4 separate regions of the Homo sapiens genome follow, and all the other regions are linked to region 1. A link is a contact called in ENCODE Hi-C data. All regions are on one chromosome and are shown on one strand. The core of a region is the stretch at or near the end of the contact, and the rest is flanking DNA. Distances in the headings are between cores, read along the strand shown.

The links. A loop is a pair of places that touch in the nucleus more often than their neighbours do. Pooled maps may share reads with other maps.
Region 2: a loop to region 1 is called in a pooled map, with 11 times the contacts of the local background. The contact joins the promoter of PAXIP1-DT here to the promoter of ESYT2 in region 1. A Hi-C loop is called at or near these places in 1 of 168 maps with a recorded cell type or tissue (naive thymus-derived CD4-positive, alpha-beta T cell), 1 of 37 single-sample maps with no recorded cell type and 6 of 50 pooled maps.
Region 3: a loop to region 1 is called in a pooled map, with 10 times the contacts of the local background. The contact joins the promoter of RBM33-DT here to the promoter of ESYT2 in region 1. A Hi-C loop is called at or near these places in 6 of 50 pooled maps.
Region 4: a loop to region 1 is called in a pooled map, with 2.6 times the contacts of the local background. The contact joins the enhancer-like site here to the promoter of ESYT2 in region 1. A Hi-C loop is called at or near these places in 2 of 50 pooled maps.

Annotation. Positions count from the first base shown.
Region 1 is chr7:158,825,981-158,832,720 of GRCh38, reverse strand. ESYT2 (extended synaptotagmin 2) reads left to right here and starts at 3,212. Exons shown (of 23, transcript NM_001367773.1): 1 at 3,212-3,632. The coding sequence starts at 3,303. RefSeq lists enhancers at 2,249-2,358, 4,369-4,438 and silencers at 2,669-3,398, 3,489-3,588, 3,639-3,828, 3,919-3,968, 4,049-4,248.
Region 2 is chr7:154,997,943-155,004,682 of GRCh38, reverse strand. It overlaps PAXIP1-DT (PAXIP1 divergent transcript), which reads right to left and starts at 1,250. Exons shown (of 1, transcript NR_028090.1): 1 at 1-1,250. It overlaps PAXIP1 (PAX interacting protein 1), which reads left to right and starts at 1,559. Exons shown (of 21, transcript NM_007349.4): 1 at 1,559-1,834; 2 at 5,899-6,033. The coding sequence starts at 1,754. RefSeq lists an enhancer at 163-664 and silencers at 909-988, 1,009-1,698, 1,729-2,098, 2,269-2,418.
Region 3 is chr7:155,641,575-155,648,314 of GRCh38, reverse strand. RBM33-DT (RBM33 divergent transcript) reads left to right here and starts at 3,909. Exons shown (of 3, transcript NR_126344.1): 1 at 3,909-4,101; 2 at 4,711-4,847; 3 at 5,345-6,399. RBM33 (RNA binding motif protein 33) reads right to left here and starts at 3,654. Exons shown (of 18, transcript NM_053043.3): 1 at 3,396-3,654. The coding sequence starts at 3,438. RefSeq lists a silencer at 3,327-3,836 and an enhancer at 3,761-4,715.
Region 4 is chr7:155,749,348-155,756,087 of GRCh38, reverse strand. The region is part of intron 14 of RBM33 (RNA binding motif protein 33); the gene reads right to left. Among named protein-coding and RNA genes, the nearest start is that of SHH, 60 kb to the left of the region's middle. RefSeq lists enhancers at 1-1,166, 3,181-3,410. Within about 2 kb of position 3,172, at least 2 of the 41 ENCODE cell types and tissues checked have a DNase peak (open chromatin) inside an H3K27ac peak, as active enhancers do.

The sequences.
Region 1 (6,740 bases), core at 1,963-4,462:
TTATTTCCATTCTCACTCCTGCAACAACCCCACTACAGTGATTGGTAAATGGTTATTTCCATTCTCATAATTCCTTCTCCATTTATGAGTTCACATTCTACTGTAAAGAAGAACCTCCCCTTCTCCACTATTATTTTCCCTGCATTCATCACTGGTTTGTTGATCTACATCAGTGTGGACTCAACTCATGCGTTTCTATTTTGCTCACTCAGTGGTAATCTGCCAATATCATTCTTTGTTTTGTTGCTCAAATTGTCCTAGATTTCGCCAGCAAGAACTCCCTCCAACTACTTTCCATGTCCTTTGATCTCCTGTCAATCTTTGAGCACTTCTTCACTTCCTTGAACAACAAAATTATTCCAGGATCATCTTGTACTTCCACTCCAGCCCTGAAATTAACCATTTCTCCAAAGAGCCCTGATTCCTTTTGTTGGAAAACCTTATTTAGAAGATAAGATCTGGGGGCTAGCTGTGATCACTGGTACTGGGGTACCATTGCATCTAGATACTCAGCAGACAGAACTAGAAACTATTTCTGTGTTTATATGCACATATACCTACACATGTGTGCACACACATACAGCTATCTTTATATCTATCTGTATATACATATTTTAAAAAAATGAGTTCATACTACCACTTCCAGTTCCAATCCAATCCCTCAGTGTTCTTTTTAGCCTTCCCTCTTCCATGTTTTTACCTTCTCCAACAGCAAGAAACCTGGCTTTCACTGTCCCCAGTATATTTAATTTGCTGGTATAACCTCCAAATTGAAGAGATGCAGAGCACGTGCTCCCACCCTCCATAACGAGACGTATTTAGAGGTGTGGGGGAGGACCCAAAAGCAGGAAGAGTTGAACCTAAGCACAAGATAGCACTTTCCTCTGAAACCAGGAAGGCTGGAACTTCGCAGCTGTGCACCGGAGCACTCGGAATGACACTCCAGAGAAAGCAGCACTTCTCCTTGTCTACAAGAAGGAAAGGATGGAGGGGTCATGAAAGGTCACAGGAGATTGAGGGGTATAATATTAGCAAAAATCTAAGAGCCGAGCTGGACCTGCAGTCAGACCAGACACCTGTAAGACTGAGCTGTGGCAGAGCCTTAGGATCTGCTTTCTGCAGGCAATTAACCACAGGGAGGGGCTGGAAACCCGGGGCTCACACAGAGGGAAGCTGAGGACACTTGGGCTGACTGGTATGCAACATGGAAACTTCTCTTCAATCTAGTTTACATCCTTGGGTCAACCACTGGATGGCACATGGCACAGGATTTTTTTTTTTTTCTTGAGACGTAGTCTTGCTCTGTCGCCCAGGCTGGAGTGCAGTGGTGCGATCTCGACTCACTGCAACCTCCGCCTCCCGGGTTCAAGTAATTCTCCTGCCTCAGCCTCCCGAGTAGCTGGGACTCCAGGTGCGCGCCGCCATGCGCGGCTAATTTTTTGTTATTTTTAGTAGAGACGGGGTTTCACCATGTTGGCCAGGATGGTCTTGATCTCCTGACCTCGTGATCTGCCCTCCTCGGCCTCCCAAAGTGCTGGGATTACAGAATTTTTTACGTGGCTTATGTTTATGCAAGTCTTTGTAGGATGTGATCCTACAATTTTCCAGTAGAGGAAAGCTGCAAAAGAAAGGCTCAGGCTCCTTTCTGTGTCAACAAAGCAATTACTTGCTTTTGTGTTGAGGCTTAGTTTTGAATGAAAGGTGGTGTTAGGAGCATTAACCGGTTGCATATTTACAATCTACATAATATAATTTGTTGCTGCAGCAAACCAGGGACTGTGAAGAGTAAGAAAAGGGAAACCACTTCCATTCCTTGCTTGGGGTTTACTGCCCTTGCCTGGAGTTGAGAGTTTAGACTCTGCAATGTTTTACATATGTGATATAATCTCCACATACATATGCACACAAAATTATGAAGACGCAGGAACGAGGGGAGACAGATTCCTATGTAAAGGTGACCCTGCTTCTTCTGGGCATTTGTTTATTCATTCAGTACCTGCCAGTGCCCTACTCTGTTACAAATTCAGTAAAAATTTCCTTGGAATTCACTGAATATGCTCAAAAACAGTCAAGTAGGATGTTCTTTGCTACTGTTTGGCTTGGAGTTTCCTTGAAAGAAACTACAGAACAAATATAATTAACTCGATTGAATTCACTGGAAAGTAAAGTGATCAATAGTTGTGTTTTTGAGTTAACTGAAAAGTGACCTCAGGAATCACAGGAAAGGCCCAAAATTAGTCGTTTGAAACAGCTATTCATAGTTGGCCACAATATTAACACCTTCGGCGAAGCTGCGTGGTGCCCGGGGTGGAGTTCCCGAGTGTCAACAGCGTCCCTTGGGCGCTTGCGGTGGTCTTTGCCCGGCACTACCAGACCCCTCAGGGAGGACTTTTGGGATTAAAGGCATCTTAAAAGCCAACTGAACTGTGTGAGAGTTGTCAAGGTCACAACGGAGTCGTTTGTGTTTAAAACCCTGACAAGCAGGGTGGGAAGGGCCCCAGAGGCAGCGTTCTCACGCCGGAATGCCCGATAACAAGACCGTCCCGAGAGACTCCGCAAAAGCCACAACCTTGCACACTGGCTAGGCAACCTCACACCGAAAAATACCGGAGGACTCCCGCCAGCGGCGCCCGTCCGACCTCCGGCGGGCGGCGCCCTCTCACCCGTCCTCCTGGCCGCAAAATGACCGCAAACAGGGACGCCGCCCTCTCATCCCACCGCCACCCCGGCTGCGCTCAGCGGCCGCGCACCCCCACGTTTGCCAGCAGCTCCCAGAGGCGGTCAGCCTTTGGGTTTGACGACGGCAACTTCCCGGGCCTCGGCGAGCGCAGCCACGCACCCGGAAGCCGCCTCGGGGCGCGACGCCGAGCCAAAACCGCCCGCGGGCTCCGAGGCCACAGGCAAGTGGGGAGGGTGCCCCGTGGGGCTCGAGGGGACGCAGGCACGCCCAGCCCACGCACCGAGCACTCTCCTTTCCCGTCCCCGGCTCCCGCCAGCCGAGACACAACGCTCGCGTGATGACGTCGTGCGCCTGCCCGGCCCACTCCAGTAGTCTCCGACCCGGCCCACGGCCCGCCCCGCGCGATGACGTCAGTATCCACCCCGCCCGCTCCCGGTGACGTGCCAGCCCCAGGCCCACGCCGCTCCCGCCCCGCGTGATGACGCCACCGTCCCGGGCGGAGGCGGGCGTGCGGCGGAGCCGCGTCCCCTCAGAGGGGCGCTGGCGCGGGGCTGAGCCGCCCGGGATCAGCGCGAGCACCCAGCCCGCCTCGGCCGGGAGGGCAGCGCGGCACTGCGGGGCGATGAGCGGCGCCCGGGGCGAGGGCCCGGAGGCGGGCGCCGGCGGGGCTGGGGGCCGCGCGGCGCCTGAGAACCCCGGGGGCGTGCTGAGCGTGGAGCTGCCCGGGCTGCTGGCGCAGCTGGCGCGGAGCTTCGCGCTGCTGCTGCCCGTGTACGCGCTGGGCTACCTGGGGCTCAGCTTCAGCTGGGTTCTCCTCGCGCTCGCGCTGCTCGCCTGGTGTCGCCGCAGCCGCGGCCTCAAGGCCCTGCGCCTGTGCCGCGCGCTGGCGCTGCTGGAAGACGAGGAGCGCGTCGTGCGCCTGGGGGTGCGCGCCTGCGACCTGCCCGCCTGGGTGAGTGCAGACCCCTGCCCGTCCCGACCCCTGACCACCAGTCCCGATCTCCCCTCGTCCAGGCAGGCACTCCCCTCCCCGCGACCTGCCGCCTGGGTGAGTGCAGACCCCAGCCCTGCCCCGGCTCCCGCCTTCGTAGTCCCCCACCCACCCCGGTCCAGGCAGGCGCTTCCCTTCCGCCTGGGCGAGTGCAGACCCCAGCCCCGGCCCCCGGGCCGGTTCCTGCGACCTGCCAACCTAGGTGAGTGCAGACCCCGCCCCGCCCCCCGGCCCCGACTCCCAGCCTGCTGGCGACCTGCCCGCTAGGGCGAGTGCAGACCCCAGCCCCGCCCCGGCCTCCGGCCCACTCCCTGCGAACCTGTCCGCCTGGGGCCGCCGCCCGCTGCTCGCCGCTCCCGCCCTAGTCCTGAGTGCTCCGTGCCCTCCCTCCGTCCAAGTCGGGCGTCCCCTTCTCCGCTTCCCCGCCCGCCCAGGCTCCGGGTCCGGGGCGCGTCTGCCCTCGTGAAGCCTCCCCTCGCCGTCCCGCGCGGCTTTCTCGGAGACCCCTCTTCACAAAGCCCGCTTCCCTCCCCCGGCCTGCAGACCCCGAGCGCCAGCGGCAGGTACCGGGCTTGGCGCCCCCTCTTCGGCCGCGGCCCTGCCCGGAGCGCGCGCTTCCTCCTGGTGCCGCCCGCGGGGTCTCCTTAGGGGCCTGAGCGGCCGGTTCTGCTCTCAGAGCGCCCAGCGCGATTCTCGTGCGCATTCCCAAAGCCCTGCCGGCCTGGAAATGCTCCGGGTGGCTTCAGCTTTTCCTTCTCTCTGTTTTTTAAAAAACGTAATGACAGCTGGTGGGGGAGAAGTTAACTTTTTCTTCTACCGGGAGAAGACGCACTCGTGTCTTGGTTGTTTCTGACGCATTTCAAGGGCAGTAAGTGTCTCTCGAAAGATGTGGAGATATTAGATAATTGAAAGATTGTTTCAGTTTTTTTGCAAGTATAATTGTGAGACTGAGCATTTTTATATGGGATCGACCTGAATCCAGTGTGAATGTGTGTGTGTGTGGCAGGAAGTTTTGGAAGAGTTGCAGCAATAACAAGAGTCATGGTATTATTTTATTTTTAACCCGGCAGTTCTCTACCTCGTATATTTATGGACTATAGACACGAAGAGTTGGCTTCAAATCTTTTTCTTGTCATTCCCTAATTCTTTCTTAGCCATGACTTGGCTTCACAGTTTCACACTGCAAGAAAGGATTTTAATGATTCTTCCATTAGGCTTAATATAAACTTTGGGGTGAAGGTGACCAGCAGTGGGTTTCGGAAGGGTCATTTTCTCTTAGAGGAGAAAAGTCCCTGTTTCCAGTCATGAGACACCTGAGAAGTAAGGCATGACACAGATGGCAAACAAGAATTAGAAAGGAGGCGTGCCCAAGACAAGAAGAAGGTAGTAGATGCTACTTTGTGACGTCATATTGCAACTGGAGTAAGAATATAATGTAAGGAGCTTGGGAATGTACAGTTCTGCCGATGCGTGGTGAGCATGAGGGAGTCATATTTGGAGAACCAAGGTAACTGGCATGGTGCAGCTTTTAGCTAGCGGCGGGAAAAACCGAGGGGTGTGTAGAAAAAGGAAGTTAAGAGGAACCGAGGTGGGGAAAACTAAGAACAGAGGAGGTGCACTTTGGAAATGGAAAAGGACTTTAAAGTGACGTTTTGTGTCTATATTACACTAAGATGCATAATACTAAAAAGTAGCTAAAAACAGAGTCCATTAGCATCCATTGCTATGTTATATTGATAACATAGCAATGTTATCAGTGCTGAAATTTGCAGGAAGTGATGATGCTGACTTTCATAGATACTTGGTTATTGGCTAATATCAAATTTGCTTGTTAAAAATCTTTGTGAAACACAGATTTTCTTTTTCTTTTCTTTTTTTTTTTTTTTTGAGACAGAGCCTCTCCCTGTTGCCCAGGCTGGAGTGCAATGGCGTGATCTCGGCTCACTACAACCTCCGCCTCCAGGGTTCAAAAGATTCTCCTGCCTCAGCCTCCCGAGTAGCTGGGATTACAGGCGTGCACCATCACGCCCAGCTAATCTTTGTATTTTTAGTAGAAACAGGGTTTCACCATGTTGGCCAGGCTGGTCTCAAACTCCTGACCTTGTGTTCCGCCTGCCTTGGCCTCCCCAAGTGCAGGGATTACAGGCGTGAGCCACCGCGCCCGGCCACACAGACTGTACAGATGAAATTGCTGCCCTATTGAAGAACTGAAATTTTTTTTTTTTTTTTTGAGACGGAATCTCGCTCTGTTGCCAGGCTGAAGTGCAGTGGCACCATCTCAACTCACTGCAACCTCCGCCTCCCGGGTTCAAGCCATTCTCCTGCCTCAGCCTCCCGAATAGCTGGGACTACAGGCGCACACCACCACACCCAGTTAATTTTTGTATTTTTAGTAGAGACTGGGTTTCACCATGTTGGCCAGGATGGTCTCGATCTCTTGACCTCGTGATCCACCCGCCTCAGCCTCCTAAAGTGCTGGGATTACAGGTGTGAGCCACTGCGCCCAGCCTGAAATTCTTTAAAAAAAAAAAAAATACAAAAGTAATTTAGCCAAAGATTCTTTTCAAGTTTTTAATCTGTGTGACTTAAACTGATGAACTGTGGTGTTCACCTCATGAAGAATTTATATTTTCTCCAGAATGTTTTACTTGTTTATTCCAAATTTGTACTTGAGCTCATAATCCCACATGTGTAAACTTCAGTGTGCCTAGGATGCTTAAGACGCTTCTTGAAGGATTCACATGAAACTTGACAGTGATTATGTTGACAGTTTTAGAGAGATTTTAAAAATATCTTTTAAATTATACTTATGTATCTATTTTGTGATATTTATTAAAAGTGTAATATACTTTATTTTCATAATAAAACCAGCAGGTTGCATGGTCTCGAAGTGTGCCTGAAATTCTGCTGCGCGGCAGGGGTGGTGGGGGTGGTCAAAGCACATCAATAATAGAAGAAACTATGAATAAGAAAAGTTAAGATTTCAGTATTACTTGCACTTTGGGTTTGTTTTTGTTTTTTTTTTTTTCTAGAGATGAGTTCTTACCGCGTTGTCCAGGCTGGTCTCAA
Region 2 (6,740 bases), core at 1-2,500, 3.8 Mb after region 1:
GAACAAAGGCCAACTTAAAGCCTGGAAAGTGATCTAATCTGTTAAATTAGTGTACCGCAGAGTAATTTTGAAAGCCTTCTCGTTTTGTTTTGTTTTTTTTCAGAGACAGAGTCTCGCTCTGTCGCCCAGGCTGGAGTGCAGCGGCGCGATCTCGGCTCATTGCAACCTCCCCCACCCGAGTTCAAGCCATTCTCCTGCCTCAGCCTCCTGAGTAGCTGGGACTACAGGCGCGTGCCGCCACGCCCGGCTAATTTTTTGTATTTTAGTAGGGACGGGGTTTCACCGTGTCGCCCAGGCTGGTCTCGAACTCCTGAACTCAGGCAATCCGCCCACCTCGGCCTCCTAAAGGATAGGATTACAGGCGTGAGCCACCGCGCCCGGCCCCTTCTCTTTTTTAAAACCAATTTCACTAACATTTACTTAAAAATGATTTTCTGCTTGGCAGAAGTGACTTAAGGCATGTGGGGGAGACACTGCGGGTCTGTCTCAGATTCCTTTAGACACCAATGCTCCACAGTTTTACGACTAGGTAATAGTCCGATAATCACCCATGAGTTCCTGGACTCCGGTTTGTTGTGGGATTGGAAATAAACGAGAAAGGCTGCGTTCATCATCATGGCCTTAATTTCTTCTCCCAACTTCCGGTCGTGCAGGTGTCTTGGGCAGGTGATCCCGAGGCCACTCTGCCGTGTTCTGTGAATCTTGGCGGAAGGGAGGCGAGCTGTAAATAAAAGCGTGACCATTAGAATCGCCGCTGTGTAGTATTAACCTGTTGAGCGCGGGGCTTCCCGGGGCTGGAGCTGCACCGCGGGCTCTGCTGTCTGGGACTCTCCTCCAGCGCGGACCCGACAGGACGCCAGGGACCAGGCCGGTCCGGCCGGGACAGCGGGGCCTCGGGCAGCGACGGGGCCGGGCCTCCCCCCAGCACGTCCCCAGCTCGGGCACTGAGGCCTTGCGGAGACCCCAGGACTCGCCGCGGAGGCCACCAGTGCGCGTCTCGCGTGGCGCTACGGCCTCGGGAATTCCGTCACGGCATAGCCGGGTCCAGCGCGGTGTAGACCGGGGCCCCGCGCCTTGCTCGGCCAGAGCGGCTCAGGTACTACTCCAGGTCCGGCCGCACTCGCGGCCACTGCGAACAGCCGGGACACCCAATCCCACTCCGCCCAGGGCCAAGAAGCCCGAGGAGGCCGCAGAACCGCTCCCGCTCCCACTCGCGGCCCCAAGGCCCCACCCCCCCCTCCGCCGCGCGCATGCGCCGCCCCCGAGCAGCCGCATGTGGCGACGGGAGGGGCCTGCCAGCTCCCCTCCTCCCCGGGACCGGCTCACTCCGGCCCCGCCGAGGGGGGAGCTGGTTTCCCCTCGTCCTCGGGGCCCCCTCGTTGCAGAGCGGCGGCCACGGAACCGCAAGGGCCAGAGCGGGCTGCCGGCGCCAGCTACCCCGGAGCCGTGGCTGGCGGCAGAGGCGCGGGGCGTCACTGGAGGCCGGGCGGCTCCTCGGCGCTCCCCCTCGGTGGCCGGGGCGGGATGGTGCGTCCCGCAGGGCGCGCGCGGCTCCCGCGCTTCGGGCGCTCGGCGCGGGCGCGGGCGGGGGCGCGGAGGGCGGGGGAGCGGACCCCGATTCGCAGGACCGGGCCCGGGCTGCGCGGGCAGGGCCGTTGGCGGGGCGAGTGGGGGCGCCGGGCGCCGCGGGGGCCGGGGGCGGGGGGTGGGCGGGGCCGGGCGCCGCCGCGGAGCCTCCCGGGCCGCCGCGATCATGTCGGACCAGGCGCCCAAAGTTCCTGAGGAGATGTTCAGGGAGGTCAAGTATTACGCGGTGGGCGACATCGACCCGCAGGTACCGCGCCCGCCCCTGCCGCGGCCTCCTCCCCCGTCCGCGTCCCCGTCCGTCCCCGTCCCCGTCCCCGTCCCCGCTCCTGCCGCGGGCGCGCGCCGGGCGCAGAGCGTCGGGTCCGCCGAGGCCGCTGGCCTGACTGCGCTGAGGGCAGGGGCGACCGCGGGGTGGGCGCGGGAGGCCCGGGCCCGGGGGAGTGCGGGAGGGAAGGCGGCTGGGGCTCTGTACCTCGGCCCCTAGTGCGCGCCCTGAGCCCCCGGCCTGCGGCCCTGGGGTCGCCGCCCCCGACCCACCGGGCCGCCTCGTTCTCTGCTCCTTTGCTGAGCGGGACGGGCGCGGGGTCGCGTCTCCCCATTCCCCGCGCCGGGCGTCTCGGCTCCCGGGAGAGCAGCTCCGAGGGCGGACGAGGGGCGCCGGGATCCCCAGCCGGGGCAGCTCGCGCGGGGACCCCAGCCTCGCTCGGCCGGCGGGGGTCGTGGCCGTGCACCGGCTTGGCCGCCTCCGCCACCCGGGCAGCTGCCGTCCTGTGCGGGGCTGAGGAGCGCTCCCTTCCAGCCTGTGTCCCTGCACGTGGGGGCTGGCATTCGTCTTCCTTGATTTTCCCACTTGGACGATTAATTTTACGGTACCCTGGTAACACCATCACATTACACATTTAATTTTGTGTAGTTTGGGCTCACGCCAAAGGATATTGTGGGTTTTCCTTAGTATTCCTATAATAATATATCTGTTTGATGTCACACAGTTATCAGTCCGTGGTAGGAATGCATCTTAGTTGAATATCCTCTTCAGGTTAATCTTCAAAATATTTCCTTCTTAAAAGTTTAGCTGTACAGTTGTGTTGCCTTGGGTGTGACATCAGTGGCCCCCACCTTGGAGGATGGGGATCCCCAGTGATCAGAGTTAGGCCTGGAAGGGCGGAGACTCATATTTCGCAGATGAACTTGGATGGTGTAGAAGGAATTGTAGAAGGCTGAGTGATCTTGGCCTTCTTGAGGTTCGTCCTTGTAACAACTTTTTGGACCCTTTTTGCCCTGTAACTTTAGGGTAAAGAGACTTCAAGGCCGGGTTTACCCCTGTAATCCCAGCACTTTGGGAGGCCAAGGCGGGTGGATCACCTGAGGTCATGAGTTCGAGACCAGCCTGGCCAACATGGTGAAGCCTCATCTCTACTAAAAATACAAAAATTAGCCGGGCGTGGTGGCGGGCGCCTGTGGTCTCAGCTACTCGGGAGGCTGAGGCAGGAGAATTGCTGGAACCTGGGAGGTGGAAGTTGCAGTGAGCCGAGATCGCGCCACTGCACTCCAGCCTGGGCAACAACAGCTAGACTCCGTCTCAAAAAAAAAAAAAAAGCCTTCTATCTTTGAATTTACAGAGTAAAACAGTTGCTGAACACGGAGCGATGAAGATGAGTGCCTGTAACAGTGTTAGCTTTTTCCAGTATTGATGATTCCCCCGCCCCTCTTTTTTTTGTTTGTTTTTTTGTTTTTGTTTTTTGCTATCCACCATTTTTCTCTTCCCCCTCCTTCCTAGCCTTCGTGTTTCATTTTAGGACTTTGGCTCTTATAGGGGACTTGAACCAAATGTTACTTAAAACCTGGAACAAGTTGAACTGGAACCATATTTACTCGACTTTGAATCAAATCTAAGTGCTTAAAAATGTCCTTGGCAAACCACTTTCATCTGAAACAGTATATTTTCTGAAAAGTTTTGAGCCTGGACATCTGATTCTCTGACTCTTATGACTGTGGATTATAAGTTCACATGTTGACCATCTAATATGAGGCAGGCATGGACTAGGTGCCAGGTATAATACAGAGGTGAAGAGGACATGGTACCTGCCCTTTAGCGCCCCTCATTGGTGGGGGAGGGAGCACACCTGGACATATCACAGTACAAGGTGTAGCAGATTTCTCCACTGGGGTGCAAAGTAGACACCACTGAAATGTCACTCAGTAGATGTCATTTCAGTTGGGTTTTGAGATAAGCAGAAGTTAAGAACATGAAGGAATATTTTCATGTGGAGCGTATGTGCTGAGGAATGAAGGCATTCATGCGTTTGGGATACATCAGGATGATCACTATATCTGGAACAGAGTGATATGAGATAAATCTATTAAGATACTCAGTAGTGTGGAGATTGAAGAGAAGCTATTGGTTTTGGCATCCTCAAAGTTCGTGAAAACCGAGTAAAGTGTTTTTGGTAGAGTGTTGGTGGAAGGGGCTGGATTGCAGGGAGTTGAAGAGTGAATGGAAACTGAGAACAGAAAGGTTAGACTCTTCAGGAAGTTTGTCCTGAGAAGGAAATAGAGAAGGTGCCTGAGGAAGAGAGGGCTGGGGAGGGATCTGTGTTGCATCACAAGCGCGTGGAAGGATGTGGGTGACTTTACTGTTTACAGGTGGAGGGAACATAGCTATGGACAGGGAAACTCATGAAGAAGGGAGTAGGATCAGAAACAGACTGGAGGATAGGAAAAGGAGGGGTGCCTTTTCTGAAGACCAGTCGAATGGATGCGTGAAGCTAAAAATGCTTAGAGGTCAAGGGAAGGAAGAAAGGTAAAGTGGCCCATGGCCAGTGACCGCTGTTTTTTCACTTACTAAATATTGAGCCTCTGCTCTAGTTCATATCTATTAGTGGTCGGTAAAGTATTCTGAAAAGGTTGTCTAGCTTGTGGGTGACTTTATTTTTTTTTGAGGTTGGAGCAAAAGTTTAATAAGTGAAAGAAGAAAGCTCTCTGCTGCAGAGAGGGGACCTGGAAGAGCGTTGCCCTGGTGGGTCACTTGAGCTTTGTGGGCACCATGTCACTTTGACAGTTGGTGTGCACTGTCAGCTTAGACACTGCCCACCTCTTCTGAAGCACTTGACTGTCGACTGTTCCTTAACCCTCACTTCCTTGGCTTCTGTTGACGCTCCTCTCCTGTGATACTGCACTTCCCTACCTGTCCCTGAAGTATCAGTTGCTGTGTCTGCTCTCTAGCTCCCCTCCCATTCTGCACTGCGACCACCTTCACGCTCATGGCTGTGGCTCCCATCTATGTAACAATGCTGATGACTTTCTGTCAGGGAGATCCACATCTTTTCCTAGCTGCAACTGGATGCCTCTTGCCAGATATTAACACGACCCCCAAAGAATGGCATGCCCAAACTAAAACACGTCCTTGTGTCCCCACCTGCCAGCCTTCTGATGTGTTCCTCAGTGAGTGGTACTCACCACCATTTCAGTCTGGACTTTGCTCTTTTGCTTATACCCCTTCCAGACACCAAGGCTTGCCGATTCTCTCACATCTTCCTCCTTTCTGCCCATCAGGACATCACTTTAGTGGATGCCTCTTTCACCTGGGTTATTGCACTTGTTTCTTAACAGGTCTCTTGTCTTTAGTCATCTAGCCAACCAAACACAGCCAGCCCACCCAATCCTTTCTTTTCACATGGACTGTCATCTTTGTATGAAATCTGTGCTACTTTTCCTGTGTGAAATCCTTCAGTGGCCCTGCATATACCCCAGAATGAAGCACAGACTTTTTTGCATAGTGTGTAAGAAAGCCCATTTACGGTCTGCTCTGTATTCACCTGTTCAGTGCCTTCAACACTGCTCCCTCTTCCTCGATGTATGGATTTTTGCCTAACACCCAGACGTTTATGAGGGTTCTGCTCACATATCTTGTCTTCCAGAATCTTTCCCTAATTATGAAACTCCCCATGTCCCAGTCTTTAAGTTGGAAGCTCAGGAGCACCATGTGCGTGGCCCCACCGCAGCAGTGGTTGTGCTGTCTCCTGGTTTGTCCAGCCCATCTGTCTTGAGGACAGACCATGTCCACTACTGGACTCACAATAGCCTCCATTACTTGGTCATTGACTTGGTCAGTGAATCAAGATTTGCTGCTTTTGATTGTCCCCGAAAGTTTCATTGGCATATTATTCAGAGTAAAAGGCTGTTAGTTTTTATGTGGGGAATATGGTGTGTTTTTATTAAAAAGTACTATTATGCCCAATAATTATTTCTGTAATTCAAGAGTACAGTACAGTATTGCCCATTTTAATTTGTGTGGATTTTCTTGTTTTTTAGGTTATTCAGCTTCTCAAGGCTGGAAAAGCGAAGGAAGTTTCCTACAATGCACTAGCCTCACACATAATCTCAGAGGATGGGGACAATCCAGAGGTGGGAGAAGCTCGGGAAGTCTTTGACTTACCTGTTGTAAAGGTCAGTAGTAAACATAATTTGTTTTATATCTTTTCCTCAGTATCTTGCAAGCAGTACATTGAAGTTTCACTATAGCTCTTTTCAGGGTTTTTGCTAAAGTCCTGTTTTATTTTATTTTTATTTTTTATTTATTTATTTTTTTGAGCTGGAATCTCGCTCTGTTGCCCAGGCTGGAGTGCAATGGCACGATCTCAGCTCACTGCAACCTCCGCCTCCCGGGTTCAAGTGATTCTCATGCCTCAGCCTCCTGAGTAGCTGGGATTACAAGTGCCTGCCACCACGCCTGGCTAATTTTTGTATTCTAGTAGAGACAGGGTTTCAACATGTTGGGCCAGGCTTGTCTTGAATTCCTGACCTCAGGTGATCCGCCTGCCTCAGCCTCCCAAAGTGCTGGGGTTACAGGCATGAGCCACCGTGCTGGCCCTAAAGTCCTGTTTTGTGTGGAAAGTTGCCAGATAACTGTGGACATCTTTAACGTCTGAGTAACTTCCCTTAGCTTCAGGTCCTTTCAGCTAAACCAAGGTAGAGCATGGCTTCTGTATGTCGTAAGTAATCCTAGGCCATCCTTTATGCCTGCTGCAGAACTCGTCCCACGTTACCACTGCCTGGAAGTTTTCTGAGCCAGGGAAACCTGTCATGGGAAACAGATCTGATGCCTTGAATCAGATGGGTGTTTGAATTATTGTAAGAGTGTATTTCATTCCAAA
Region 3 (6,740 bases), core at 2,660-5,159, 3.2 Mb after region 1:
AAAGCAACTGGTTTAGTATCTAAAGTCTTAACTCATCCCAGCAGTGTATCTTGCTCTAAAATTTTACCAGCCTAGGATTTGTTTGAAATATACAAAAGTGGAGGTGGGGGGATGAAAACAGATTGCCAGAATGTTGATGCTAGGTGATGGGTATGTGGGTTCATTATTCTACTACTGGATGTGTTTGAAATTTCCCATTAAAACTTTTTATTTCTAAGAATTGACTAGAAAACAAAAAATTTACAAGCACCCATTTTTTCACCTCACCTATAAAATCAGATTAGCTCAGGCCCAAGAATGCTGTTGTAAATCTTAAGTGAGATAACGCACTCACTAGGTTGGAGGCTTTTTACGATTTGTGTACTGATTTTTTATTTTATATTTTACAAGGAAGCACTGGAACTAGAAGATCTTGAAACTCATTAAACTATTTGTTCCTTCCCCAAAATGCCATGTTTTTGCCTTTATGTTTTTGTTTTCAGTCTCCAATAAATAACAGTTGTCATTCTCTCTGCTATTAGTAAGGATAGCAATTCCATTTCTCTATCCTTACTACTTGGCTGCAATACCAAATGACTCCTTTGAAATGTATCATGCCAAGGCATGGTGGCTCACGTAATCCTTGCACTCTGAGAGGCTGAGGCGGGCAGATCACTTGAGCCCGAGTTCCTGCCTGGGCACCTTGGCAAAACCCTGTCTCCACAAAAAATACAAAAATTAGCCAGGCGTGCTGGTGCACACCTGCAGTCCCAGATACTCAGGAGGCTGAAGTGGGAGAATCAACTGAGCCCAGGAGTCCAAGGCTGCAATTAGCCATGATTATACGACTGCACTCCAGTCTGGGCAACACAGCAAGACCCTGTCTCAAAAAAAAAAGTAAAAAATAAGCAAACACTCCTATAGACACTTTGTGGTACCCATTTTGGCTATCCAGATTGTGGATAGCCAAGACCTATTTTATTCAATAAATACTAACCACTTACTATACAAGAGACCAGTGATTTTCAAACTGACAATCTCGAACATTTTGTAGGTTGTGAAATTAATCCAGGTCACAACCAGCATTTTACTGTAATGAAATAGAAAACATTAGAGTGCATGGCATAGTATGGACCAGTATTGTTCATGAAATTTTTTTTAACTTTTATGTATGTACTAAATCACAATGTCAATCACATTTCTGTGGCTGCCATTTTAAGAAGTTTGAAAGTCACTGTGCTAGACAATATGCTAAACTGAGCTGCCAAATAAGCTATCGATAGCTCAATAAGGTATTACCAATGTAAATATTTCTCCAAGCTAACATGATTTAATCAGTTACACAGGTAAATCACGTGGAAATGACTAACATAACTTAGCATACAATTATATTATTTCCTATTCGTAAAGAAAACATTTCATCCTTTAATTCATTCACCAAATGTTTGTTGAACACATGCTATGTGCCAGGAACACGTGGAACGCATGGTAAAACAGGTAGCATTTTTGTCCTCATGAGGTTTACAGGCTACTGTGGGAGGCAGATTTAAAAAACAAGTAAAAACTGAAGAAAATTACAAATTAAGATAAACGTTCTGAAGAAAACAAACAAAGGTGCTAGAGAATGAAGACAAGAGAGGCACAAGAGCAACGGACATACATTCCTCAGATACAATGAATTCTCAAGGAAAGCCTCCCTTAAAAGCGTGAGATCCACTGGATCAGGAGTCAGCCCTGGCAAGAGCGGGTACAGGAGCAGTCCATGCGATGAACTTCCAGGATAAAGGAAGCAATCACACAACATGCTGGTGGGGTAGGCAGGGACCAAGTCATACAGAACTCACAAATCTTGGCAAGGAGTTTGGTATGAAGAGCAAAGGAAACTTTGGCACTTGTGACAAAATGGAAGGAAAAACTCCAAAGCATCATGAATAAAGCCTACTTATTCTTCTAAAATAGCAATTCTCAAAACTTCTGACCTCAAAATTATTGAAGACCCAAAAATGCCTGTTTATCTGGATTACATTCAGTGATATTACTATTTTAGAAATTTAAAATGAGAAACGTAAAAGAATACACAAGCATATATTCCATTAGCCATCAGCATAACGTCTTCACATGTTATTCAGCCTCTAGAAAACTCCACTGTACACTACTGAAAGAAAAGAGAAAAAATACAAATAACACCTTAGTCTTTCTAATGAAAAGAGTGTTCACCCAAGAGTTCCCAGGTTACACTGGGAATGCTATAAAACAAGTAATTCTGACCCCCAGAAAGATAGGTGAACTATACATTTTAAAATTTTAATTAGTCTCAGATGTAACACGCAAACATCATGTATTTAAACTGAAAGAAAAGTGGCATATAGCAAACCAAATTGCCAGAAGCGACATTCCTACACTTAGTCTTTTTTGTTTTTCCATTTTGTCAGGCAAACGTTTTGACAGTTGGGCCAAAATTCCTAAACAGGATGATAACAACGTAACCATCTGCTAGCATTTACTAAAAAATACTTCTCGAGTATACACTAGACTGGCTTTTCAACGTTTCAATGGTAAGAACTAATCCCAAATGCTTTTGTTATCCATATTTTACCATCTTTTCAAAGTTTTCAAAATAATCACTTAAAAAGTCACTTTCAAGTATCTCTCCACGTTTTTAAAACCCCCAGTGATATGTAATTTTACCTGAAAGTAATTTACCTACAATTTTTTAGAGATAGGTGTTTCATCAATACTGTTTATGCTTGCAAACAAGAAAAACTATCCAAAGGAACTGACTCAGTATCTAAACCTTTTGTGTCACGTTTTCACTTTTGGAAGACGCACATAAAACACTAACAGGTTATTAGACAACAAATAAGTTAATTTAAAACAGGGATTTATTGAGACTTTCTCAAGAAATCTCACTTTCCAAACTGGCCTACTGTCGCACATTCCTTCACACAGGTGAATCTTTTCGTTATGTTTTTGTAATGGGCTTCAAATCAATCTAAATCTGTCAGGATGGCCCCACAATCTTAAACACCCACCCTACAGCGACCTGCCCCGCTCTCCCTAAGTGACACTGTCTCGGGGGGTGGGGGGGGCGCTCTCCTACCCATAGGACACCAGGCCGGCTTCGGCACTTAATGCCCGCCAACGCCAGAGATGGGCCTGACACTTAGGCAGCCTTGCAAAGTAGAGGACACACAGAAGTTCACAGGTAAGTACGATCTGCACAGCGGAGAGGAGGAGCGAGAAAGGGAGAATGACAATAGCGAGGGAAGGCGAGGGAGAAAACGGAATAGGCCGAACACAAAGAGAGTCGGAGCCGGGGAGAGCCTCGTCCTCTCCTAAGCGGGGAGGCCCCCCGGCCTACACCCCCGCCCACCGCGGCGCGGTCCTGGCCCCCAGAGTCCGGCTGCCTCACGTACCTCCGGCGCCTGCTCCTCCGCTCGCTCCCAGGGCGGCCGCCATGGCACTCGCGGGGCCCGGCCTTCAGCCTCCCCCACCAAGCCAGCTGGTGGGCCGACGTGCCTGGTCCGGGCCCGGGTACGGGTGACGGAGGACAGAGAAGGGAGGGGGCTGCAGGAGGCAGAGGCGAAGCCGGGCGCTTCGCGGTCCACAGCTGGCCCTTCGCCTCCGCAGGAAGAAAACAACAAACTACCGCAACATGGCCGCGCGCCCGCGCCCGCCGCGGTGCACCCTGGGATGATGGAGGCCGGGAGGCGGGCGGGCGCCGGGGCCTGCCCCCGCCGAGGCCGCAGCAGCCCTGAGGCCGCCGCCGTGTTTCGGGCGGTGGGCGTGCAACGCAAACACGCGGCAGTCACCTCCGCCCGGCTCCTGAAACCCAAATGTTTGAAGCAGGGCGGGGACGACTGCTGGCCATAGGTCGATTCCGGGTTCAGTCGTAAGGCGCTTTGCAGCAGTCGGCAAAGCGAAGCTTTACGGCAGCCCGTCTCCCGTTAGGAGCCGGGGAGGCAAGGTCCAGCGTACGGTCCGGGGGAACCTTAACTGTCGTTTCTGTGCCTGGACAGTAGGTTGGAGAGTGGGGTCTGAATGAGCTACAGTAGTGAACGCCGACGGCTTGTGTTGAGGGCAGGAAAGGGTGCACACAGCTCCGGCAGGTGCTTCCGCGAGGTGAGATGAGTGCCGCGCGCGCCGGGCTAACGTGCACGCGCACTCGTGCGGCGCCCGCGAGCCCTCACTTCCTACAACCCGAGACCCTCCGGACCCGCGACCCCGGACCCCCGTCCCCTTCTCCGCGCCCGGCTGGGCAGCGGGCAGCGCCGGACCCTGATGGGCTCTCGGCCCTTACTGCCCCTGCGCCTTGCGGCCCTGAGAACAAGACGTGAGCAGGACGGATAGCGCCCGGCACTCATGTCTGAGTTTGCATTTTGAGCAGTGAGAAAGGTTAAGAAACGAAATCCTCATACTTGACATAAAGGAAAGGGTGCTGGGTGGTCAGACAGCTGTGGACGAAAGGGCTCAGGGGTTTTGGGGTGTGGGGCCCGGGAAGGCGCATCTGAGTGGTCGCAGTCGGGGAAGGGGGTTGATTAAGTACACACCGGCTGTAAACATTGATTCCATATCGGTCAATGTGGGGCTTAGGTGAGGCGTTCTGACCCAGCAATGAAACTGGAAAGGTAGGCAGGGGCCAGGATTCCGGACTTTGGGACGTTTTTCTGAGTCTATGGGGTCTATTGAAAGATTTTAGAAACAATTTACATGGTAAGATTTGTATTTTAGAAAGGTGACTGATACAACAACGTAGAGGACCCTGCAATGTGGAGAGGCATGAAACTGGAGGTCCAGTGCCGTGAGTTAACAATCAAGACGTCCATACAGGAGATGCATTGGTGGATGGGTGAAGAGATGATAAAACGGTACGTATAATAAAATGCTGGCCGGGCGCGGTGGCTCACGCCTGTAATCCCACCACTTTGGGAGGCTGAGGTGGGTGGATCACGAGGTCAGGAGTTTGAGACCAGCCTGACCAACATGGTGAAACCCCGTCTCTACTAAAAATACAAAAATTAGTTGGGCGTGGTGGCACGCGCCTGTAATCCCAGCTACTCAGGAGGCTGAGGCAGGAGAATTGCTTGAATCGAGGAGGCGGAGGTTGCAGTGAGCCGAGATTGCGCCACGGCAATCCAGCCTGGGTGACAGAGCGAGATTCTGTCTCAAAAAAAAACAAAAAAATTATTCAACTGTGAGAACTCACTCCCCAAAAAAAATGTTTTGCAAGCAACTCATTGAAAAATGGTCTCTATTAAAAAGCACGTTAATACATCCATATTTAAATGGCTTGAACTCTTTATCACCTTTCATTATTTTTTGAACTGTGGAGGATGGCATGCCTAACTCAGAAAATATTTTTCAGGATAATTCAGTGGTGATCTTCAGAAGAATTCCACAAAAAACCAAATTAACAGATGAAACAATCTCATAAGCCACTTGAAACTGAATTTCTCTAGAACAAGAGTCTATAAAATTTTTTGATCAAACACCCACTGGAAAAATTTTTTAGCGTGGACACCCAGTATTTGAAGTTCTTGGTAAATTACTGTGAGTAAAGATTTAACCAACCCCTTGTCCTTATCTATGAACAAACTTCACTTTGTGTTAACTTTAACTTGTCATAGAAACCTTATGAAGGCAGAGTGTTCATTGTGGTATAAAACAACATTGGTTGTAGGCCAGGCGCGGTGGCTCACGCCTGTAATCCCAACACTTTGGGAGGCCAAGACAGGTGGATCACCTGAGGTCAGGAGTTCAAGACCAGCCTGGCCCACATGGCAAAACCCCATCCCTACTAAAAATACAAAAATTAGCTGGGTGTGGTGGCACATGCATGTAATCCCAGCTACCTGGGAGGCTGAGGCACAAGAATCACTTGAACTCAGGAGGTGGAGGTTGCAGTGAGCCGAGATCACACCACTACACTCCAGCCTAGGTGACAAGAGTGAAACTCCATCTCCAAATAAATAAATAAAACATTGCTCATGGTAAAAATGACCTCTGACATGTAGACTGCCTCTGGCTTGAAAGTACTGAATAATCTTAAAACACCTAGTGGGAAGCCATACCTTTAGCCTCTGTTACTGTCTTAACTGAATGTGGGAATCTAAAAGACAAACTCAGGGAACTGGTTTCCCGCCGGTCAAGGACTTCCAAGCCAAGCCCCCACCCATAATGGTTTGCTCCTGAATTGCATTTGGGCCAAAGAGTAGAGCTCTTCCATGCCTGTACCGCAGTGAAGTGTGTTTCTTCTCCTCAGTCCTCCAAAGTGGAGCTGCTGCCAGGCGTGGCATTATATGAGTGTCAGGGGTTAAACCTAAGAAGACTACCTAGTGAGCGCTGCAGTTTCATACATATCCTACTGAAAATCTTAAAAGCAAGCTTTGCTTTTTTGTAAATAAAGCGAATATAGAAGTCTTTCTCGTCTCAGTAATGATGAACTGGAAATTCTGTTCCCCTCCTCCAACAAAACAGATTCTGTGGAAAACATTTTTTGTTGTATTGCTAGGTTTTAGGAATAATGTTTCCAAAGGATCAAGAAGGAAGCAAAACGCTGGGCACAGTGGCTCACACCTGTAATCCCAATGCATTGGGAGGCTAAGCAGGTGGTTATCACTTGAGCCAAGGATTTCAAGAGCAGCATGGGCAACATGGCAAAACCCCATTTCTACAAAAAATAAAAATAAAAATAGCCAAGCATGGTGGTGCATACCTTTAACTGCTTTGCATAACTACTCTGGAGGCTGAGGCGGAAGGAT
Region 4 (6,740 bases), core at 1,923-4,422, 3.1 Mb after region 1:
TGTTCGCTTTTTAACTCTTCAAACAACACTAGGTTCAGACAGCATTTTAAATATCTTCTACTTCCTCCAAAGCACATGAGAGAGAAAAGAAGTTTTGTCATCTCTGGTCAAACCAGAAACATTTTTTTCCCACAAATGATTATCTTTTAATGCTATAAAAATCGCTTTTTAGACTAGTTTTTTTTGTATATTTATAAAAGGCACTATTTGAATTAAGTAAGCTTAGGGAATACTTTTTATCAGCTTAATCATTACAAAAAAAAAGAGGTCTGTAGCCCCCAACATTAGCAGGACAAATTTATTTATAACAAATCGTTTAAATGCATAGATAAAAACACCTACTGATATTGTCAGGGCTTCCTGCAATTTGACAGATCAAATCTTATTTTCACTCTTAAACCCCATGAAGAAGTGCTATCACTGACTTGCATTCACTAGCAAGCAAATTGATTAACCCCCTCTATAGAAATCTCAACTCTTGATTATACCTATCAGACGCTAAGCAGCATTATTCTAGAGTGACAACACTTGACAAATTCCCCAACCATTTTTCTCAGCCTTTGTGGCCCTGCTAACTTGTATTAACCCTGATGAAAAATTAATTTTCCTTATCTTCTTCTAAACCCCAAAATCCAAATCCGCCAAACTGGCAACTCTTTCTGTAAAGGTATTATGAAAACCTCTAAAAGATTAATTGCATGTCTTCAGGTGACATTAAATTAATTTCTGTACTCATGACAGACATTTGATACTCCATACTGAGAGGACAGATAACATTGTCAGGACACACAGAAGGACAGGGGTGTAGTGTCCCAGGGCAGCCTCTTATGAATTCTCCTTTCGATAAGGCCATACTTCACTGTCACCGCCAATGTTGCTGATCTTACAGTCCAGAGACCTCACTGAACAGGTTTCTATTAACTACAACAATGCTGGGCCTATCCCTGTAATCTTTATAAAGCTCACTCAAAATGTGGACAATAAATGATATGCATGCTGTACGAAGTTTCTAAATATAAATACATTTAGGGCTTCTCATTTTTTTCTCTGAAGACTACTGGATTAAAGAAGAGGGGGTAAAAGAAAATATTAATAAACAGGCTCACATTCTCTTTCTTCTCTGCAATGAATTATCCTCATGAAATAGTAAGCATGCAAAACATGGGGAGCACTTACATCTAAAATACTGCCTATCTGGAACTAGGTCTACACAGGCAGAATTAAAACCAAATCCGTAAGGTTAGAGAGACCAGGTTGGACAGACCTCCTAACTACCAAGCTTCATGAAAGAAAAGGGTTCTCTTAGCACATGCATTTGACTTTCTAGTACGGTATGGTGAGAACGTGGCACAGTTATTCAAGTGCTTGCTCTCTCTCTTAACAGTCTACCTTTCTGACATTAGCTAGGCCTGGGGAGATCTTTAAAAAGCAAGATTAGCTGACCTTTGAAGGAACAAACCAAAGCCTTGAGCCTCTGAGGGGATCTCATACCCCAGGATTCTCCAATTTCGACAGCACAAATCTACCAGTCTAAAAAGTAAAGGATTACTAAAGTAAGCCAGGCACCTCCAGATGCTGTGGCTTATGAGGCAGGGTGTGAAGTCTAGCTCTTCCAGCCACACAGTCCCTCACAGAGGGGTGCAGCCCCAGGCTCTGAAAAGTGGCCCTTCCACCCTGCCCTGGAAGAGTGGCTCCAAAGGACCTGCTCTGTAGCACTGAGCAAGTTCTGCAGAACAGGTGACCAGGATCCTACCTGGGTAGGCTGTTGAAAGTTAGGGGAGGGAAGTTACCTAAGACATTGAAGAAAGCAGATTCCCCTTCTGGCTGGGGTGGGTGAGTGAGCTAATCCTGATTCCTAGCTGAAGGTGAATTATTTCTGACTCACCTGCTAATTTTACTCCCTAACATCATACCCCTAAAAAAATCATAAATTAATGAGTATGGAAATTCTTATGTGTTCAAAATGATTTATGTCCTCTAATGACCAATGGTCTATCTTGCCATGTTTAGAGGCCACATGATTAAGAATGCTTAAAAAGTAGTCTCCTTGGAAATTATCAATTCTGCCCACACTAAGACATTTCAAAGCTCTTAAAAACAAGTATTCATGCACAACTGTTTCTCCTCCAAAAGGAAGATGCTAGACTGTACGTCTTATCAAATAAGTGATTAATCAGGATTCTGTATGCCCTATTTTTCTTTCACTCTTTTGCTATTTGCCTGTTGGCCATTTTACCACTCATTAGCACCTTTAAACAAATGAGGTCAAACTCCACCCAGCCAACTTGGCAGGCATGAGGTGCCTGCCCCGCGCCTCCACGCTCCTCCCCTGCCCCAAGCACCTGAATGTGCATCTCTCGTGGCCCCCACCTCTGTGTCAAAAGCCATTTACACTCAGTCTCCCTTCCTGCCTAGTCTTCCCAGAACTGGCCTGTTGGAAATCCACCTGCAGCTCTGCCCTTCTCATGGGCAAGTTCAGACTGGGAACCCTACTTCTGAGTCGCTTCTATCTGGCCCCTCTCAGCTCCTCCTTAGCTCTGCTACTCATCCACTCCCAGGCGCTGCCAGAGATCATCCTAGGAAGTCACCTTCTGCCAGAAATCAAGCGACCAGAACAGCGGCATCCTCCTGTCCGGGACCTTAGAGGCTAAAAAACGTGGGTTCCCCTGAATGACACTCACAAGGTGGAGGCTCTGCCTTTGCATGGGTCTTCACCACAAACAAGTTACCACTGCAGATTTGCCACTTAACACAATTCAAACAGCAGCAAAACAGGATGTGAAATATCCCATTTTGCAAATCTAGAAAGGAGGACTTTCAGGAGGCAATAATAAATTTTTGCAGGAAATAATGCCCAGAAGAATTAGTAATGATTCATGCTTTTTGTCTTTTTCCAAATTTTGCTTACTTACTGGTATCATCTAAATGTCAACAGAAACAACTACTACTTTTATCATCAGAAGTACTGGGGAAAGGGGTAAGAACACTGCTAATTCCTCCTTTGCTATGCTTCAGTAAGAGAGTGCAAGCCATGTTGCCATTTTTAACACAGTATTTAAATATCTTAAACATTTATAATGTACCTGAAACTGCCTTACATCCTGGACACACAAAAAAAGACCAAAACCCCACTCAGGTAAGTAGCAGTAACATCAGGAGCCGGCTCTGAAAACACACGGTCAGATGAGAAGATCGGGCTGCAGAAGAGGAACAAAGAAAGGACGAACCAGTGTGCGTGGGAGCGGCCATCCAGGGAGGCGTCCCAGAAGACGACCCACTTGAGCTGCATCCAAAGTAATAAGTGGGCCAGAGGCATGAAACATGGCACCTCCAGAGAAGGAGCAGGAGTGACAGTAGCAAATTCTAACCCCAACCGAAGTGCTGAGGAATTTCCATGGGTTCTTAGACCAGTGGTTCTCACAGGGCGATGGGCGGCCTCAGAAGCATGTGATGCACGTTTCTGCCCAGCTCTCAACTCAGTGCTCAGCTGTGTCTCATGCCTTTCCATGTATCAACACTTAGGTTAGAACCTCAACAAAATTTGCAAATAATGACTGTCAATCTTTTGTTTGGGTTTATAGAGGATGAGGGACTCACTTTAAATATCTAAATAGTAATGTTTAATTCTTAGAACTATCAACTACAATAATTCAAAAAATGAAATCAAAATAGCAAAAATTACTTCCTAATTCCCACCAATGACCTATTTCAAAAAATACAGTACAAAAGCAGTATCTGTATGAGCCATTTTCCTTTCTTTGCAACTCACTGTAGAAGAATCAAAAATGTGCTGAGCGGGCCCAGAAGACAGGACAGACAAAAGCAGTGGGCACAACTGGCTCCCAGATCTCCACTCTAAGGACCTGGAGCTTCCAAGAAGCAGGACCAATTCCAGAGCCCATACAGAGAAAGAACAAGGTGAGCTCGAACATCTTCTTGCACCAGAAAGTGAGGACATGTTCCAAGAGTAATGGCAACAAATCAAAGGACACAGAAACCAGTTTAAAGGGGCTCTCACTGGTCAATCTGGTACAATTCTAAAATCAACATAAATAATGACAGTGACAGTTCATTGCATAAAGTAACAATTCATACACCCACACTGACATAAATAAATGAACAAATAGATGAAGGAGAAGTGTAAATTATCACAGCAGGAGCATGACAGCTAACAAATACAGGAGTGTTGGCATTAGAAAAACTTCAGTGCCTGCTAACAATAGTGAAAATTTGATCAGAAATGGGATATTTACATAGTCCCAATCGTCTCAAAGTATCTTCCTATAAATTACTTTACTAATTACAAAGGGTAAAACTGTAACATTACAGAGGAGAGACTTGGCAAACATCACTTTTACCCACCCGCCGCCCCATCAAAGTTAATCTTGTCAATATTGGACAAACCTCCCAACTGAATGCACTAAGAAGGACCCGATATCCCCTCTGGGGTGTTCCTGCCAAATATGGACAACCTGAAACCGATCAGGATGAATCATAAAATAACCCAAATTGAAGGGCATTCCCTCTGCTCTTTCAAAAGGTCAAGGGCAAGAAACAGCAGATTTAGGGGACACTATGAATATAATGCATGATCCTGGCTGGACCCTGAAAGGTGGGGGTTAGCTACAGAGGACATAATTGGTCCAGTGAATAAAATCTGAATATGTACTATGGATAAGATGATAGTATCAGTGCACAACAATTTTTATTTTTGATAATGTACAAATATGGTTTTGTAAGAGAGTATCTGTGTGCTGAATCATAACACACCATGTCTCCAACCTACTCTCAAAGGTTTGGGAAAGAAGGTTTTTGTGCATGCAAATGAACAAAAAGACAGACCAGGATAAAGCAAACTTGACAAAATGTAAACAACTGGTGAATCTGATAAAGAACGTATGAGAGTTTCTCCTACTGTTCTTAAAACTAAAATTATATTAAAACATTCCCTTTCCCACCTCCCCAAGCTCCACAAAACGGATCAGGTATATACATATCATTCCAAAAGTGGGAGTAACTTTTGAGAAGGTAGGAAGGGAAGAAATTTACAAATGCAGTCCAAAGCCATAAATGCATGATCCCACAAATAAACTGGGACCTTCGGCATGCAGCATTTTGACAGCCTTTTAAAAATAAAATACAAGAGCATCACAATTGGACAGCTGGCTTTCCTGCGGGGGCATTCTGTGCTGCTCCCATTTCTCTGTGTGGCCAACAGAATAAAGGACTGTTTACTTAATTTGCTGCCAAATTCTTAAAATTTTCATTAACTTGATTAGAATAAAGCAGCTGAATTGGTATTTGCTTTCATTTTCTTAAAGATCAATATAAACAGCCACTCCAAAAAAAAAAAAAACCATTTTCTTTTTCCTTCAACTAAAAGGGTGGTAACATTTATTGAGTTATTATCACATACTCAAGCACTGTACCACTAACTTTACATGATTATGACGTTTAATCCTTACAAGGATCCTGGGAGGAGAGTTGGTTCTCATTGTACTGATGAGGAAACTGGGATTCATTGAGGCCAGGCAACCAAGGTTACAGAGATGCAAAATGAAAACCAAGATGCAAACACTTCAAAGACTATACCATTCTCCCTAAATAGGAAGACAGAAACTGACCGCCTAAGGCAAAGAATTTCCCCTGGCACTTGTTTGTTCTAATTCCTTTTTCCTGTGTTTAATCACACAGACTGGTTTTAGATGACTATATAAGTTTACACTAAGTAAATATTTTATACTTTTTATATTTGCTGTTATTACTTGAATTGTTTTTCTGGGAATTATGTATAGGTTATGAACAAAATTATAATGTAACAAGGTTGTTCTTTTGGTTTCTTAAACACTGAAAAATAGCTTTCTGAGAAATGGGCAAATGGAGAATATTTCTATATTCTAAGTAATTAAAAGAGAACCATTCCATGAAATATAATTCTACAGATGAACTATTTACTTAATAGTCAGGAAGGCACATAAAATTTTAGCAGTATTTGCTGCTAACACTACTTATAAGCAGCATTAATTTGTTCCTTTTGTAATCTCACCTAGCAAATCCAGACAGTAAAATGAGTGGGAAAAAAATGGAAATTCACGTACACAGAAATTGATTAGCCTCATAACAAAAGATCTCTTTCCATTTCAAATTCCCCTAATATTTCCCTTCAAAGTTTTAAATGCAAAATGTGACTTAATTTGATTCACACAGAAATGTTCAAGGATAGACTCACACAGCACATAGCAAGTGATGGCTATTCTTAACCAGGACACAATATGCACTCCCTTTCCTGGGCCAGCAGCCCAGGTTCTGGAACCGGGATGATGGAACCCCAGCCACTCGCCAGGCCTATATTCAAAGCTGAGGCTACTTACCATCCAGGCTGCGTTTTCATGTATCAAATCCTTCTCAGCCTATTGTTCCAGGCAGTCACTATCAGTCTGTTGCACTGGCAACCAAAATGAAACCTAACCATCATCATCATCATCATCATTATCCTAGGAGCCCCCATTAAGCATTTTCCGAATCAATCTAGACTGCTAATAGTAGAATATTATCCCCAATCAAGAAACAAATAACACCATGAAAAACACAGCAGATAAAATAGACAACTATCATAGACAAGGGTGAAGAGCGTAAGATTCAGCACTAACCCACAGGTGGAAGCCCAGCTTTACCACCTAGTAGGTGTGCGGCGGCCCTAGGCTGGTTACGTAGCCTCTTTGAGATTCAACGCACTCGCC